Regions from separate parts of the Homo sapiens genome. Here regions 2 and 3 are each linked to region 1. The links are chromatin loops, found by intact Hi-C in ENCODE. Cell type or tissue: natural killer cell. All regions are shown on one strand. Links, peaks and the distances in the headings refer to the core of each region. The heading gives the core; the rest is flanking DNA.

Evidence for each region. Hi-C counts contacts between places; a loop is a spot of excess contacts. Peaks named below come from ENCODE experiments on the same cell type or tissue, not always from the same donor. Only the 100,000 strongest peaks of a DNase experiment are listed, where the experiment ranks them.
Region 2: it touches region 1 in a loop (21-fold over the local background); 79 of 110 quality-filtered maps call a loop at or near these places.
Region 3: a loop joins it to region 1, with 5 times the contacts of the local background. A loop is called at or near these places in 23 of 110 quality-filtered maps.

Annotation. Positions count from the first base shown.
Region 1 is chr12:92,568,934-92,572,744 of GRCh38, forward strand. The region is part of intron 1 of LOC105369905 (a long non-coding RNA gene); the gene reads left to right. Among named protein-coding and RNA genes, the nearest start is that of LINC02397, 100 kb to the left of the region's middle. RefSeq lists an enhancer at 1,589-1,718. In natural killer cell, for the core only: a CTCF peak has its summit at 1,569 (motif pointing left); a DNase peak (open chromatin) is centred at 1,618; H3K27ac peaks cover 363 bases.
Region 2 is chr12:91,380,298-91,384,108 of GRCh38, forward strand. The region is part of intron 4 of LOC105369896 (a long non-coding RNA gene); the gene reads right to left. Among named protein-coding and RNA genes, the nearest start is that of LINC02823, 55 kb to the left of the region's middle. RefSeq lists enhancers at 595-1,428, 1,429-2,260. In natural killer cell, for the core only: CTCF peaks have their summits at 1,922 (motif pointing right) and 2,132; DNase peaks (open chromatin) are centred at 1,304 and 1,904; H3K27me3 peaks cover 385 bases.
Region 3 is chr12:91,989,257-91,993,067 of GRCh38, forward strand. The region is part of intron 2 of LINC01619 (long intergenic non-protein coding RNA 1619); the gene reads right to left. Among named protein-coding and RNA genes, the nearest start is that of LINC02404, 120 kb to the left of the region's middle. In natural killer cell, for the core only: no CTCF peak of the experiment used is centred there; a DNase peak (open chromatin) is centred at 2,365.

The DNA.
Region 1 (3,811 bases), core at 609-3,108:
TTGGGCACGTAATAAAGGCAAATAGTACTTTTAAAAAGCCAGTTAGCAACTTCAGAAAAATTAAAAGCTGTACAAGACAGGAAATATAACAGCACACTTCTTGACACTGTGATAAACAATACTGTTTTGAGTCCCCGTGTAAACACTATTCATTGATTTACAAAGTTACAGACAAAGATGATGGAATTACAATTAGAGAGCAGAAGGCAAATCTTACTAATCTCAACATCATGTAGGAACAGCAAAAACGGAGGGAAGCAAATTGTTAATGTGAATGATAGAGGAGAGTTTGTATAGCTGAAATACAAGATTTCAGATCAGAAGAGCTCGCCAGTGGCTGTAAGAAGACTTCCATCTAGGATCATGACTTCAAGAAAAAAGCAGAAAGGAAAAGCAGGTTATCTGCCAAAGAATGAGGATCAAGCTGGCATTAAATTTCACATCAGCAATACTAGATGCTCAAGAAAAAGGAAGAATGCCTTTTTATTGGGAGATGGAAGTGGAAGAAAAGGACTGAAAAGATGAGGACTCACAATAAATTGCTTACTGTTAAAGGAACAAATGTTTTCCTTACATAACCAATAAAGGTCTAAAATAGAAATATGACTAACGGGAGATATTGAGTGACTTAAGTTACATTCTCATCTGTCAGTGTAGGAAAACAAATATCATATATAAAACTAATAACTCAAGAGTTATCAATGTAAGCATATTATTCAGAGATAGAGAGGTTACTAACCAAAAAATGCTATAAAAATTAAAAGTTACATGTGTGGAGAGACATTGAGGATAAGAGGAGTGGGACAGGAATGATTACTCTTCAGCTGGAGTGCTTTTGTCTTTTGTTATTGTTGTTATATGGAATTTTCTCTTTTTGATAAAATTTTTAAATGGTTAATATAAAAACTCAAGTATACAAATGTTACTAAGACATGTGCAATCCACTATTAGACACAGTTGATCAAATTTATGTAAAACTTAAGCGACAAAGTATTCTTCTACAATATATTTAATGCTGAACATGATTTCAGGACAGGGAGATGCTCACTTTATTTTGATAAACAGCCATTAATTCTCTAATGTTCAAACCCAACAAGATGTAGAGTGTTCTCCAGTATCGCCTTCCATTTGGAGACATCTGTGCTCATTGATCTACAAAGGGCAGGGAATGCCTGATTATTTTATTATGTCATTTGCTACTACAGGAATTATTCATGATCATTTACCAGCAAGCTGAGAACACGTGGGGCTGATATCTTGATTCAGAACACCAAGCCTAAAAGGGATACAAGTACTTAGTAAATTTAGAAGCCGATTCCACTCTACCACCAGCACCCCCTTCATCTTACCTTTAAACACATGCATTTATCACCATCTACCTTTAAACACATGCATTTATCACCAGAAACTGTATGTGCATTTTGCAAAGAATGTCCTTTTGTGCAGCAGAGAACAAAGGGATTTTTCTGCAAAACGATACTGAAACCTGATCACTGATGCATACTCTCTTGCCAGCATCTTGCCTATTGAATATCATCCCAGCCTATTATTCCCATATTGTTCTCTTTGGAAAACAAAAAGATGAGGAGTCCATTTAAAGTGCTCAAACAGCACCCTCTGCTGGTTGAGTTTAAGCTGAAGATTTGATGTGTAGCAGGGCTTAGTGACACATGGCAGAAAGAAGAAAAGAAAGCAAGGGAAAAACTGTAGACCAGGATGCATAAGGCAAACATAAATAGAACTCCATCAGTAATTTTGGTTACATATAAGGAAACGGATATTTTAGGCATCATAGCACATATATAGTGCAAAGACACTGTATTAATTCCTAATAGAATACTCCGTTCTTACAAAAAGAATATATTGAGCGACTTTGCATATTACCTTCAAGTTCTTTACTTTACAAAATAATTCACAAATTCCCCCAGTGAGTTCCTCTAGTGCTCTGAATATGTGGCATGACTTACACTCTATCTTTGGGTAACATATTAACTGTGCAAAACTAACTGCAAACTGTTTCTTAGGTCACAGACCAGGGCTCTTCATGATACCAGAGATACCTGCACTTACGTGACGTGTTTTTAAGTGTTTAGGAAACATTCAAAATTAATTTTTAATGTCTTGCTAATATGTAAGAAACAAGGGTTTGGAGATGGCAAGATTAATTTCTCCAACAAAGAAAAAAATGAGTAGCATATGTTCTCCAGGGCAGGGGATCTGGAGATCTGTTTTGCTTAATATAGTATAAATTCTTAATATATTGAGTAGCAATTAAAAACAAGTGCAGTCTTACATTTTAGAAGAGTGGAGCTAGGATTTTTTTATATCTTTGACTAAAAATCAATTAGATATTCAGCTCTCCCTGCTTGCCCAGGGAGTGGAGTTCACTTCCCATTCTCACTAAGCGTTGGTAGCAGAGAAAACAGTCAACAGATTTTAGACAGTTACATAGTGAGACACCCTACGGGCCTTTATTCTGTTTCCTCCAAAGTAAGAGCAGGGGAAATTTAAATGTCCACAGTCACCAAGCCATAAAGTACATGAACGGCACACACTGAGTTTGAGGAAAAGCACGTGATCCTCTTGGTCTATCTTTAATTTTTGGTGGAGACAACAATATCAAGAAACAATTATCCACTATAAGAAAAGCAACAGTGCAAATATGATGATAAACGATAACTGAAGCCTTGCTTTGATGTTAGGGAGAAAATTAGGAGTAGGAAGACTGATGAAATGGAGAGTGTGTGCCTCACTTAAACTGGCCAGATACCGCCAGATGCGGTAGCTCATGTCTGTAATCCCAGCAATTTGGGAGGCTGAGGTGGGCGGATCACTTGAGGTCAGGAGATCAAGACTATCTTGGCTAACACGGTGAAACCTCATCTCTACTAAAAATACAAAAAATTAGCTGGGCGTGGTGGCATATGCCTGTAGTCTCAGCTACTCAAGAGGCTGAGGCAGGAGAATCGCTTGAACCCGAGAGGCAGAGGTTGCAGTGAGCCGAGATCACGCCACTGTACTCCAGCCTGGCAACAGAGTGAGACTCCGTCGCAAAACCAAAACAAACAACCAAAAAAACTGGCCAGATACTTAGCACTTGTCATTGCAGCCATGAAGCCCACAGGGACCAGGGTTGCCACATCATTTGATGATTCAAGAGGAGCTTGAAATCAGAATATTTACTCTTTGGGGCTCAAATCTTCACAAAAGAGTCTGTGAGCCAAAACAGAAAAATATTTACAAACTAAATTTATCCCATGGGCCAGCAGTGTCCAACTACCACAGACTCAAAGTTCTTTCCTTCTGCCTCAGGGCCTTTGTACATGCTCATCATTCTTCCAGTAATTTTCTTCTCTCATTCCCCCTGCCTTCCTCCTAGTTAACTACACTCATCCCTCTGATATTGACTCAATTGCCACTGCCTCCAGGAAGTCTTTTCTGATCGCTAGATTAGGTTAGGCCTCCTTGTGATATGATCTCCCACTTTTCTGCATCTTTTCATCATAGCACATAGCACAGTTTGTAATTATATGTTTATTTGTATAATTTGAATTTTTTTCTCCTCCACCATGAGGTCAGAGGCCATGTCTCTGTTGTTCAGCAGCACATTGCCTATAATAAAGGAGGTATTGGTAAATAATTGCTAAATGAATGGTTAATAACTTTAAAGTAGCTCTTCATAGTCATAGCTGGAGCTATTCGTCTGTGATTAATATCACAGGAACCCTTAGATTTGGGCATGAAGGTGGGAAGGTCTGGGTTTGAATCTTAAACAGCCTACTTACTGTCTGAGTAAGTTGCTGACCCTCCC
Region 2 (3,811 bases), core at 890-3,389, 1.2 Mb before region 1:
TCCCTTCACTCTGGTAGAATTTTTGGTAAGTTCTTTGGCCTATGCCCACCATATACTAGGCCGCCCTTGCTCACAGAAGGCCACAGCAAACCCCTTCTGCAAGCCCACGATGGAATCGTAAATCTTTACAACTTATTGAAGTCTTCCAGATTTTTAAATATGCCCATGATCCAGACTTTTTGCTTGCATGTTTAAATGGTTGCCTGATGGCTTGCAACAAGAAGTAGAAAGGCATTTTTCTTAAAATAAGCAAACAACCATGGCAAATGAGGTCATATTCCCAAGCTTGAATAATAAATATTGCTAAAATCTACAACCTGAAACATATTTTAAGAATTAGACATAGATTTGGGTTTTTTCTTTCTTTTTCAGGAAGGGGTCTCCCTTGCTGCCAATAAAAATTGCTTTGTGTTGTAAAATTTGGGTTCAGCTTGTCTCCTCCTTATATAAGCCCAGTTGAATAGACTGCTGAGGGAAAATCAAAGTTTAAGAGCCTGGCTTTTCCCGTTTGGCAACTTTCATTTCCTGATAATATCGGATAATTAACAAATTGTGTGTTTTAATGCCCTGTCTCTTGAAGCGCATTTGGGAAAAATACTTCTTGTGCCCTCTGAGTAATGGCTTAAATGGAAGAACATGCTCAAAAGAATGCTTTTTCTCAATGCATGAAACACACTCAGCATTTATTATTTTAATTGCTACACATCATGTGTATACTCGTTCGTGTAATTATATACATATTTAAAGGGCAAGAGGAAAAGATTATTTTAGGACTCTATAATTCATTATGAGCAAGGCATTGAAAATTTCTAACTCAAGATGAAAATTCATAAAAATTCTTTGGCAAAAACACCTTAGTATTCTCAATACGGTAACTGACTTTTTTTTTTTTGCGTTATGAAATAACTAGATACTACCGTGCGTTGCTTTTGGATAAAAGGGGAATGCTGTTTCTTAGCCTTTCTGTCTCTTTACTAAATGGATAATTCAGGACTGGGAAATGCAGCTCTAAGTTTGTTGTTTACGAAAAACACATGCTAATGTAACAGCGTATGAGGAATTAAAGAGAAAATGTCAAACGCGCCTTGACATCCAAAATGCATTTAGCTGTTGGCTTTTACTACAGGGCCTTTCACTCTCCAGCCGACCCCCTCCAAGACCAAGTGTTTTTGCGTGTTGGGCTAAAAATAGCCAGCCAAGCCTAACAACTAGCTTCTGATTGGCTCAGAGCAAAGGCCACTCAGCCAATAAGAGCTTCTGGGAACAAAAGCAATTCTTTTGTGTGAGATACTCAACCCACGTCAAAACAGCTTCAGGCTGTAGAAATGATTTTGGTTGAGCTTTAACAAGGTAATAATGCATTTCAGCCCTCTGAAAGGTTTGAAGCGGAACAAAGGGAGTAGTGAAATCTACAAAACAAATGGAGCGCTCAAGGCTTTCATGGGATGAATCATCCGGGTGCCTGAGCTACAAACAGTTGCAAGCTCAGAAAAGAAAAAGCGCTAGGATTTTCTTTCTTTCTTCCTGAGATTTTAACTTATTTTTCAAGCGAAAAACAAAACAAAACAAAAACAAAAAACTAACGAAAAGCCATCAAAGGCGTTGTATCTTGACTATGCCCAAATTTGTTATTATGCTTATTTGATGATGAATAAAAAGCAATTCTTCCACGGTTCCCTTAAATCTCACAAAGAGAAAACAAATGTATGTGTAGTAGATAGTAGGTAGTAAAGCTCCCGAAACTTTGGGCTTTCGTTTTTGGGCACCAAAAGCAGCCCATGTTTTCAGAGTAAAGGCAGGTCTTGATTAATGCTGTGATAGTTCTCAAGGTAAGCAAATTACAGCAGCACTTGATTGGAGAAAAGCATTGAAGTTTTGGAGGTTTTGGCCACTTTCAAGGCATTGTGCCTCTAGGGGTCGCTGTTGGACAGCGGACGAACCTCTTCAGGGCATCCTTCCCCCTTTAATAGTCACTAAAAGAAGAAGCTTAGTAGGCGCCTTTCAGGTAGAACAAAAGGGAGTGGGGAGTCAGTGTTTGAGACCCTTGAGCATGGTTTATGGTCATCACTATGGGACAAAGCATCCCATAACAATGCAGATTACTTTATATGGAAATGAAATGCCATAAAGGACAAAATGTTGCTACAGTAACCACTGAAAATGTTACATAACACATAGGAGCTCATAGGCCATTTCATGGCCTTAAACTGGCTTTATTGTATGGAAAATAATTAAAAGATGATGTGGTGCTTTATAGGCTTCCTTTTTAGGAAACAGAAGGACCCACACTTTAACCTCTCACATAGGAAACCTGTATAGGTTACCAAGTCCTGAAGTTGGCAGAGAAATACAGGTCACAAACAGACTGTTCCCATGTTCTCCTCCCAGAAAACTATGGATTCAATGTAACTTTTTCCCTTGAATATAGCTTTTATGATAAACAATTAGTAAATGAATCCTTAATTAAGCTTTATTCCTGGTGTGGCACAACAAGACCTAAGAAAATCAAACATCTCAGTAAAACTGAAACATATTTTTATTATCTGATTGGTTATAATCAAGAAGCAATATTTCTGTAACAGTTACCTGTCTAAGGAAATGCATAATCTGTCATAAAATATTGCATTCATCAATTATTGGCCCCAGCTGCATTTATGAGCCTATAATCTTTTGCCATAAAACATGGATGTTGGGGAGAGGGGCTGTAGAGAGGAGTATCATATTCATTAACCAATACTACAGAAACTAAAAGTGGTAGTAGACCCTTTTTTTTCTATTGCATTCAGTTTATAATAGTTTCCTTTGACAATAATAATTATAATAATAAAAGAAAAAGAAAAATCCACCTAGGAATTGTATTCCTAAACAACGAAATCTCCAGATGACTACGGATATGTAGTTTTCAACATGCAATATCTGGAAAGAATGTGGGTTCTGTTTCTTTGCAGTAATTCTGTGTGTTTTATAGTCTTTGCTTTATCATCCTGGCCTAGAGCCAGTTAAAGAAATTCATCACCAAATGTGCAACAACCCATGAGAGGGAGTCCAGCATTGAGTTTGGAAATAGAATGAGGTGATTGTAGAGGAAGAGGCCGAGGCTGTCAGTGATGTATTTCCCTATCTCCCTGAGCCTGTCAGCTATTGAGTTGCTCAAGTCCCAGCCCTGACACCTAGCTGCCCCTGTGCCACCATCAGGATGCCCAGTGAGAGAAGAAGAGATGGGGAAATGGAAAGAAATCATCCTGTCCCACCTGCCCATGCAGTAAAGAAGACAAGGAAGAATTTGTAGAAGCCAGGGGTGGAGAGTCTTCCCCCAGAGGAGAGAGGCTCATTGGTCATAGGCCCTAGGGCAGTGGAACCACAGCCCTGGTCCTCAGATGAATGTGGGAGAAGGCAGGATGACTCCAGAGTTGAATATTAGATGTCAGGAGCCCGCAGAAGTGAGAGATGGCTACCAGGAGATGGGACCACAGCTGGGTTCGTTCCAAACATGACCAAAGATTCCCACCTGAGACTGGTACACAAGCACTTGAGAACTGCCAGATGTCAAGGGGATCTTCTGGATAGTGAAAAAATCAGAAGTGACCATGTTAGCCAGAACATCAGCTTCTTCCCTATTTTCATGAAGATTTAAGGCTCCCAGTCTCTGGTGCTATTTTGAAAAGGCTAGAGGAATTCTTGGCAATATGGTAGAATTGAGTCTTGGAGTTAAAACTACGTTAGATTAAGATAAATAATACAAAAGCCATTTCTAACATATCTGAGATTTGCATTATACAAAAGACCATAGTTTATATTTTCTAACAACTGT
Region 3 (3,811 bases), core at 890-3,389, 580 kb before region 1:
AATGTAAAAGCAGCCAGAGACAATAAGAAAATTAATACACTGTGTTCAGTAAAACTTTATTTATAAAAGCAGACCACAGGAGAGATTTGGCCCACCAGCTATAGTTCACCAACCCTTGGATGATGATGTTGATAATGATGATGATGATGATGATGATGATAGCTAATATTTACTGACCAACTTCGATGTGTCAGTGCCTCTCTATTCTCCCATTATAGCCCTGGGTAAGGTAACATTGTTTTAATTTTACAAATAATGAAAATGTGACATCAAGAAACTAAGAAATTATTTTAGTTCATTCTGAAAATAGGTGGATGTTTCAGGACCCAAACCACCGTCCCTAGGCTCACACTATACTACATATATAATGATTGAGACATCTTTTTCACAATTAATAAAAAAATTTAAAAATACTAGTATAATCTTGGTCATTTTCTTCCCTTTATCTCCCCACCCATCATCCACCTCAACAGTACCAAGCTCTTAGTGAACGATCATTCCAAAGAGTCTGTATATAGAGCAAGAGCCAGACATGAATACAGTCTGAAACAAACACACTCATTCAAACATACATTTATTCATTCAATAAATATGTATTGGGTGCTTACTCTGTATCAGGCATGAGTCCAAGGAATGGGGCTATAGTAGTGAGCAAAACACACAAGATCCTGTCCTTAAAAAGCTTACATTCTAGTATGGGGAAGTAGACAATCAGCAAATAAATATATTATGTTGGGTATTAAGATTCAGGGTTCAAAGAAAAATAAAGCAGAGTAAATAAGAGAATAGAGAGTGACAAAGTGCTTTTTTTTTAATCTAACTCTTTTATTATCTCTTCTTCACCAACTAAGATATGTACACTCCCAGCAGAGCTGTACTTTCAAATGTATCTACTAGGTATAAGCGCACATTTATAAGATGTTTTTGTACCATATTTGTACCAGTTATATTCTGCATAATTGTATAGAAAAAGACACTGAGAAAGAAACTATTTCATTAATTCATGCTGCAAATATTTATTGAGCACCTACGCTGGGCCGGGTGATATTTTTAAAACAGGGAATCCAACAGTGAGCCAAACGGACAAAGATGCTTGCTCTCATGGACTTCCATCATGGCCAGGAGAGTGGGAAAATAAACAAAAAACATAATAAACACATGTTAGAAGGTGATATGTAAAATGGAGAAAAGAAACGCACAGCAAGATAAGGAGATCAGGAGTACAGAGGAGAAACCAACAGGTTATAATTTAAAATAGTTGAACAACTTTCTCTTGATCAGGTAGTATGCAACTAAAATAACCCCCATTTGAAAATCAAGCCCTGGTTTTTAGTTCATTCATTCCTACAGTCAATGTGTCATCAACTAAAAGAAAACACAGGATGTTTTGCGTTGAATGTTCTATTTAAGTCCATAGAAAGAAATGTTATTCTTTCTAAGTCATTTTTGCCCTTTCCTTTCCCTTGCTTCAGAAAAAAATATTAGGGAGCTGGCAGCTGAAACAATGTAGGGATGGGAGAGGGGAAAGGAAGGAAAAACTAAAGGCCAACATTCATGCCGGTTGACTGTTTTAACAAGGATGTAGCTGTGATCCAGCCCTCCTGGATCCCAGTACAGCCTTGCTAGGAAGCCCACAAAAGCAGTGAGGACAGACAGTGAGCATTTTCCATTAAGTGTGGCATTCACTTTTTTCAAAAAGTTATGAGATGTTAATATAGATTTGAATTTTAATCAGATTTAATATGGGAACAGAGTATTTTTCTGCAAATGTGAAATTTTTCTAGGCTTTTGGGAAAATGTCATCCATATAAAGGCTAACTACTGTTTTACCTATAAAACTGCCATTCTTCATTGGTTTTTCAGGAAAGAAAAAGTACGATGATACAATGAAATATTATTGCAAAGATTTCTTATTTCTTGTGAACATTAATGGTTTCTGAGGGTATTTTAAAAATCAAACTAAGAACGCTTGTAAGCTTAAGGCAAGGATTACAGAATTTCAGTTAATAAATCAAGAAAACAGACATAACAAATCTATTTCTTGATAATAATAGTAATAATTTAAGAGCTCTCAACAAATTCTTTAAAATATCATGTAGACTTAGTGCTAGAAATGCCAATAGCAGTAATTCTGCCTCAAACCAAAAGGGGTTCAAAGTCAGGACTGCATGTCCAGAAAAAAATATACTTAGTGGCTACCACTCTCTGCTGCCAGCAATGTAATACTATTATCTCAGATGTATTGTGTTAGCAGCTACTGTATATCAAGCATTTTTCTGAATCCTTTTACAGACTGTAAAATAAATACTTTAGCAAACCCTTACCATAGCCATGTGAGGGAGACATTGTTCCCATTTAACAGATGACAACATTGGCTTAGAAATGTGACATAACTACCCAAGGGCATACAACAACTAACACTGGAATCTAATCCACATGTGTCTGATTCTGAAAGCAGCACCTTGGCCCATATTTTCTCCCTTCTTTTTTTTCCTCTGCATTACTTTTTCCCCACATACTCTTCCAAAAATATGTACTTATTTTACTATTTTTACAAAATTTTTGGAATATAATTTTTACATATTTACTACATCTAGTTGATTGACCAATCAGTGTATTCTGTAAACCTCAGGAAAGAAGTCCTCTGGGTTGTTACAGGGCAGGCTGGATCCTGGGAGTCACTATTATCTCTCTTAGATAAATCAAGCTGTTTTCTACATGACTAGTTTATCTAACAATTCATTGGTCAGACATCAGATAGGAACTCTCCCCCATCCTCAATCCGCTTCCTACCCACCCTCAACCCCAAGAATTCTCTAAAGGCCACTAAAAATCAAAAAAACAACATCAGAATTAGCATTTGCTGGAAATTAGGAAAATAGTGACAGAATTCCCTAAACCTCCTTTTTTTCAAGTCTGACTTTTGTATTCCTTAGAGAAAACAAAGGCAAAACCCCTTAAAATTGTGTTTGGGGGATGGACCTTTCCTGCAAGCTTGATATTTTCCATCTGTGCATATATTTGGATGTCTAAGCATGTGTTTATAACATATAATCCCATTATTAAATATACAGAATAATAAGAAAATATATTGGAGAGAGGGAAAACTATTTACTCAAAGGATTTTTTTACATTAAAATAGAAATCTCTACTGCATTCTTTTGCAAAATAAATTGCTAGGAACTGTGAGATGCCCATTTTTCTTTCTAACTCAGACCAGACAGGCAGACTGAGAAACTAAGCAACCTATGGCAAAGGCAGAAGGAAGGTGTGCAATGAGGGAATGGGGCAGCTCAGCTGGTATGCTAATGAGCTCTCCTCAAAACCATTGGCCCAAAATGTCTTAAATGGACTTCCATTTATAAAAATTAAATGTACCCATTTTTAAACTCACATATATAACCTATAGAAAGATCTGCCTAGGTAGTAAACTTGAATATGTGTATCAATGAATGAGAACATTGGTCTATGGATGTCAAGTCTGGTATGTATCAGAAGCGCTTGGAGTGGTTTTTAACTTAGGTAATTTGGGCACCACAGCTGACAATTCTGATTTAGTGGATCTGGGAGGAATTCAGGCATGGGCATCTTAACAAGTCCTTCCGAATCCACCCACATCCAACCACCATGTACATATATACACGTGATTCTGAAACACACCTAATTCTAGGCTATTTAATGGAAAATGGTCGATAGTTCCTCTATGTTGAGGGAGACAAGGTAGACATTCCACAGGACACCCTGGAGGAAAGGAATCATTCCTGACTTGTCCAAGATGTTAACTAAAAGGTATATGCAATCTTTATAAGGA